Linked DNA regions of Homo sapiens: region 1 is linked to region 2. A link is an interaction called in ENCODE POLR2A ChIA-PET data of the cell type or tissue named here. Cell type or tissue: B cell. All regions are shown on one strand.

What was found. Peaks named below come from ENCODE experiments on the same cell type or tissue, not always from the same donor. Only the 100,000 strongest peaks of a DNase experiment are listed, where the experiment ranks them.
Region 1: POLR2A ChIA-PET joins it to region 2 with 8 read pairs; 3 of 35 experiments call an interaction of 5 or more read pairs at or near these places.

The regions. Positions count from the first base shown.
Region 1 is chr19:19,443,598-19,446,097 of GRCh38, forward strand. The region is part of intron 1 of GATAD2A (GATA zinc finger domain containing 2A); the gene reads left to right. Among named protein-coding and RNA genes, the nearest start is that of MIR640, 9.8 kb to the left of the region's middle. RefSeq lists an enhancer at 2,404-2,500. In B cell, no CTCF peak of the experiment used is centred here; DNase peaks (open chromatin) are centred at 1,054 and 1,404; H3K4me3 peaks cover 863 bases; H3K27ac peaks cover 2,354 bases.
Region 2 is chr19:19,333,973-19,336,472 of GRCh38, forward strand. MAU2 (MAU2 sister chromatid cohesion factor) reads left to right here. Exons shown (of 19, transcript NM_015329.4): 2 at 1,746-1,763; 3 at 2,150-2,215. Among named protein-coding and RNA genes, the nearest start is that of MAU2, 14 kb to the left of the region's middle. RefSeq lists an enhancer at 1,711-2,500. In B cell, no CTCF peak of the experiment used is centred here; no DNase peak of the experiment used is centred here.

The sequences.
Region 1 (2,500 bases), 110 kb after region 2:
GAGAAAGGAGCGGCATGTGGAGGACACGAGGGTGGTCCCCGATGGCCGTGGACCTGGGTGGTAAGCACCTGCAGTTAATCACACCATTATCTACTCTGTGGGTGGATTTGAAATTTTCCTTAAAGAAAAGTGTGAAAATTGGGTTTGGCCCAGGTCTTTTCTCAGGGAGCTTCGTGACTGGATCATCTAGAAGAGGGGAAATGGCCATTTATAAAAGCTGAGGTAGAGGCCACTTGGGGGTAGTTTAGGAGACCACTTGGGAGTAGTTTAAATTCAAGCAGAAAACCATGAGCAGAGACTGGAATTGCCAGAGGGGACCGTGGCCTGTCAGCCCACCAGACAGCCTCTCTTACACACTCTTATTTTCTGTAATTACAACACTCACAGCTACTCTTCGTGGAGCCCTCAGGAAGTGTTAGCAATAAAGTGGGTGCTGTTCCCATTTTACAGGTGAGGAAGCTGAGGCCCTTGTGGGTGAATCAGGCTTTCTGGCTTTGACTGGACAGCTAAGGGCATGAGCTTCTGGGCCTCCTTCCTGTCGCCTCCCTGCTCAGTACCTGGGGCACATCTGACTACCACTCCAGTACCCTGACTCTATGATGAAAACCATTCTCCCCTCCCCATTGGTATTGCCCATCCACAGCAGTCGTAGCCCATCACGAGTGGATAAAGTAGGTGGTTAGCTGGACTTGCACATGACTTGTTTCGTGAACAGTAGTGCTTAGAGTTGTGATCTAGGGACCCAGCGAACAGTGTGTGAGGGACTTCAACCCTGCCTCTCTCCGGTATGTGCTGTGCCTGCTGTGCCCCCCACTCCAGTGTTCTCCTTGGGGCTCCTGAGGCAGCTCCCAGTAGGAGGCCTATCGTTGTTGGCACCCCAAGGGTGTCCCTGATCCCTAAGTAGAAACTTAAGCAGGTATTTGGACAAATAAATGAGTGAAACACCTTGTGACGTTGAGGCCTGTGGCACTTCCCCAATAGTGTGTTAGTGTAAAACCACCGTGTATGATGCCTGTTGGTCCCAGCACTTTGGGAGGCCAAGGCATGTGGATCTCTTGGGCCCAGGAATTTGAGACCACCCTAGGCAACATGGCGAGACCTCGTCTCTACAAAAAGTACAAAAATTAGCCAGGTGTGGTGGTGCGTGCCTTTAGTCCCAGCTACTCAGGAAGTTGAGGTGGGAGGATTGCTTGAGCCCTGGAGGTTGAGGCTGCAGTGAGTCATGATTGTGGCTCTGCACTCCAGCCTGGACAACAGAGTGAGACCTCGTCCCTTAAAAAAAAAAAAAAAAAAGCCACCATGGCAGTTTTGTTTTATTTGGATTTTAGGCAGTGTAGGGCCTGTGATAAGGCCTGGCTGAGGTGGGGCTCTGCTGGTAGTAACTCTTGTGATTCCAGCCCTCTGAGGCCACTTCCTCTTTCTGCCTTGGCTCCTCCTTGGTGAATTCTCCCTTATGTGTCCCACATTCTCATACTCCCAGGCATTGGATCTTTAGCTGGGAGATGGTTCTGAGTTCCCATGTGTACAGTGGGCTTGCTGCAGCCTCCTGCAGTTGTCCTGTAGGACTCGTGGTTGGTGGTGACATAGAGGCTGCCTACCCTGATGGCTGATGGCTGATGGCAGTGTGGTTGTTTGGGGTCTTGTTGTATAAAAGGAGCATGTTTACTGAAGGACCCAGTTCTGTGCTGTTGGGGTCACAGCAAACCTGCTTTTGCCTGTTAGTATTTTAGTAGCTCTAGAGGGGTTCATGGCTATTGGAATTAGTATTTTTGTTTTTGTTTTCTTTTCTCACCTCTTTAAAAAAGCATGTAAAATTCACATGGTAGAATATTCACCAGTTTTAACGTTTTTAAAGTGTGTTGTTTAGTGGCATTTAACCCATTCACAGTATTGTGCAACCATCACCTGTAATTCTAGAACATTTTCATCACCCCCACCCCAAAAGAAACCTTGTCCCCATTAGCAGTCACTGCCTTTTCCTTGACTCTGCTCTCCACCCTCCCAGCAGCCACTTATTCTACTTTCTGTCTCTGGGTTTGCCTCTTCTGGCATTTCATATAAATGGGATCATGCAATATGTGGCCTTTTTGTCTGACTTTTTTTCACTTAGCATGATGTTTTCAAAGTTCAGTCACATTGTGTCAGAGTTTCATTCCTTTTTATGGCCAAATAATATTCCATTGTCTAGATGGACCACATTTTGTTTATCCATTCATCCATTGATGGACATTTGGGTTGTTTTCTGCTTTTTGGCTATTGTGGATAATGTTGCTTTTAACATTCACCTGCACATTTTTTTTTGAATACCTATATTCAGCTCTCTTGGATATACCTACAAGTGGACTTGCAGGACACTCGGGAGCATGGTGATGCCGTGGGCTGGAGGCCCTGCCCAGGCTCATGTGGGAACTCTGCGTTTAACTTTTTGAGGAACTGGCAGACCGTTTTCCACATCACTCTACTGTTTTACTTTCCACTGTTTTCCACGTCACTCTACCGT
Region 2 (2,500 bases):
CCTCAGCCCAGCTCTAGTACGGCTCCTCTGTCACAGTCCCCTCTCTCCTGTGTGATTGGGCATCCCTTCCAGTTGGTGGCCTTCCAGAGCTTCTTGTGTTAGACCCGGCTTCTCAGTGGGATGCAGCAGCTTCTGTGGAAAAAAGCCCCCAACTTCTGCTCTTCTGTTGCATCACACACGTTGCCACTGTCCCCACACACAGCCTCTAGCTGAGGAGCCTCACCTCTGGGGCCACACTTCTGACGGCAGGTGCTGGCCCCGCCACTCTGAGGACCCCGAGCCCCTCCTGTCCGTGCCACAAGAGGGGACCACAGGAGGCAGACGCTTGGGCTGGCAGAGGGCCTGTGGTCTGGGCTCCTGCGTGTGGGTGCATGTGTGTCAGGGGCTCGGGCTCTCTCCCACAGCTGTCCTCCTGGCCCCCTGTGTCTTGGCAGTAGCTGCTCTCGATGCAGCTCTGTGCTTTCCCAGTGCCTGTGACATTCCCAGCTGCTGCTCACCCTTGCCCTAGAGATCTCCAGCCCCAAGGCTGCCCCCAGCCGTGGATCTCCAGGCCTCACTGGCTCCTCCGCACTCCCTTCGTGAATACTCTCTGCTGCATCCAGGATGGTCTGAAAACTCCCATCTGGGCAGGTGCTTTCATTTTCCACCCCTGACTGAGTCAGCTTCCAGGGGTGACACCAGGGCATTCTGACCCTCAGCTAGGAGTGGCCGCTGTTGCCGCATGAGTGGCAGAGACCATCGGGCTTCAGCCTCACCTCCCTGGCCCTCTGCCTTTTTTATGGGCTTTTCAGTGCCTGGAGCACCTCCTGCTCCCCCTTTTCCTGGAGAACTGGCCCCTCACTTCCCATACTTGCCACACATGCTGCCCTGCCCCATGCAGTCCTCCCACAGAGTGCGATGAGTTAGGGTCTCCTGCTGTGCTCCGGATCCACCTTCCAGCAACCACCGAGGCTCTTGTCAGGTGCAGGTTGCTCTGAATGTGTGTGGCACATGCGAGTCGCTGGGGACAGCGTTAGGCTTGTGTGCTTGGGACCCTGGGTGGTCTGATGGGCTGTGGTCAGTGGCCTGGACTAGCCTGGGAACTGTTGGAACATGGAACTTTAGGGCACAGTGGTCCCTGAGTTGGAGCCTGTTGTCTGAACTGCCTTCCTGGTGTGCATCTTCAGTGCCATCCCGCAGTTCTGCCTGTGTCAGCCCTTCCTGGAGCCCCCTCCCTCCCCTCTGAGAGACTGACTTTGCTTATAGCCAAGCATCTTTCAAATGCCTCTTGCTCAGAAGGACTAACCTTGCCCCCCAAGACCCATTCTCCAGTTGAAACTGATTTCTCGTGTTATGCTTTGCTGAACGTCCTTCCTCTCTGCCTGACCTCTGACTGCCAGCCCTACTTCCGTGTGACACCTGGGGGCCTTGCTGTGGCCAGGTCACCTCTGAGCTCTGTTCCTTTCTGAAGCAGCTCCCACCCATGGGCCTGTGGGGTCTGACTCCAAGTGCGAGCCCCTCCTCTGATGTCAGAAGGGCATGTCCCCTCCTGCCCAGGCACCCACTGGGGCTCTATAGCTTCCATTCCCCTGGCTGGATTGGAGGGGAGTAAGCCTACCCTCTCAGGCCAAGCGGGCCGCCTTCTTGTTACCTGGATACCTGGCAGCCTCTGTTCTCAGGACAACCTGTGGAAGCCCCAGAGCGAGCCAGTAACCAGGTGCCAGGTGTTTGCCTGAGAATTAATCGTTGTTTTCTTTCTTTTTCAGTGGTTGATATCACAGCAAGTATCCTTTCCGTGTTGGTATGGTTCCCTTTAAGGAATTCTCCACTTAAATAAAAAGAATGTATCAAAGCTTGAATCCCACCTCCCGACATGCCCTGTGAGTTGAGGCTCGGCCCACAGAGCACCTGGAGTGTCCCCCACCTGGCCCTCTGCTGCCCTTGGGCGCTGTGCTCCTCTTTGTGCTTCTCTTCGTACCTTGCATCCAGCTCCAAGCCCTGCCCTGCAGCAAGCTCAAGGTTCACTGGGGGAACAGGAAAACTTGGAATTTCAGGGCAGGCAGGGACGTGTGTGCCCTGCAGACCTTGGCAGGGTAGGAGCCCCAAGCTGTGGCCCTTTCAAACCGACCTTTTTCGCAGTGTCTGTACTTCCTTAACTGGACGTCACTAGATCCCGCAGTTCGAAGATGTTAAATTTGAAGCAGCAAGTCTGTTGTCTGAATTGTACTGTCAAGAGGTAAGAACATATTAAGGTTTCTGAAAGCAAAGTGTCTCTCCGTGTCGCTAAGACATGACAGCACATTGGTAAATTGGGGTTCCGGGAGTTGGAATCCCTCCGGCTTTTTTTGTTTTTTTGGTCGGGGTGGGAGGACAGGGTCTCACTCTGTCGCCCAGGCTGGAGTGCATGGCACAATCATGGCTCACCGCAGCCTTAAACTCCTGAGCTCAAGTGATCCTCCCACCTCAGCCTCCCGAGCAGCTGGGACTATAGGCATGCACCACCATGCCTGGCTAATTTTTT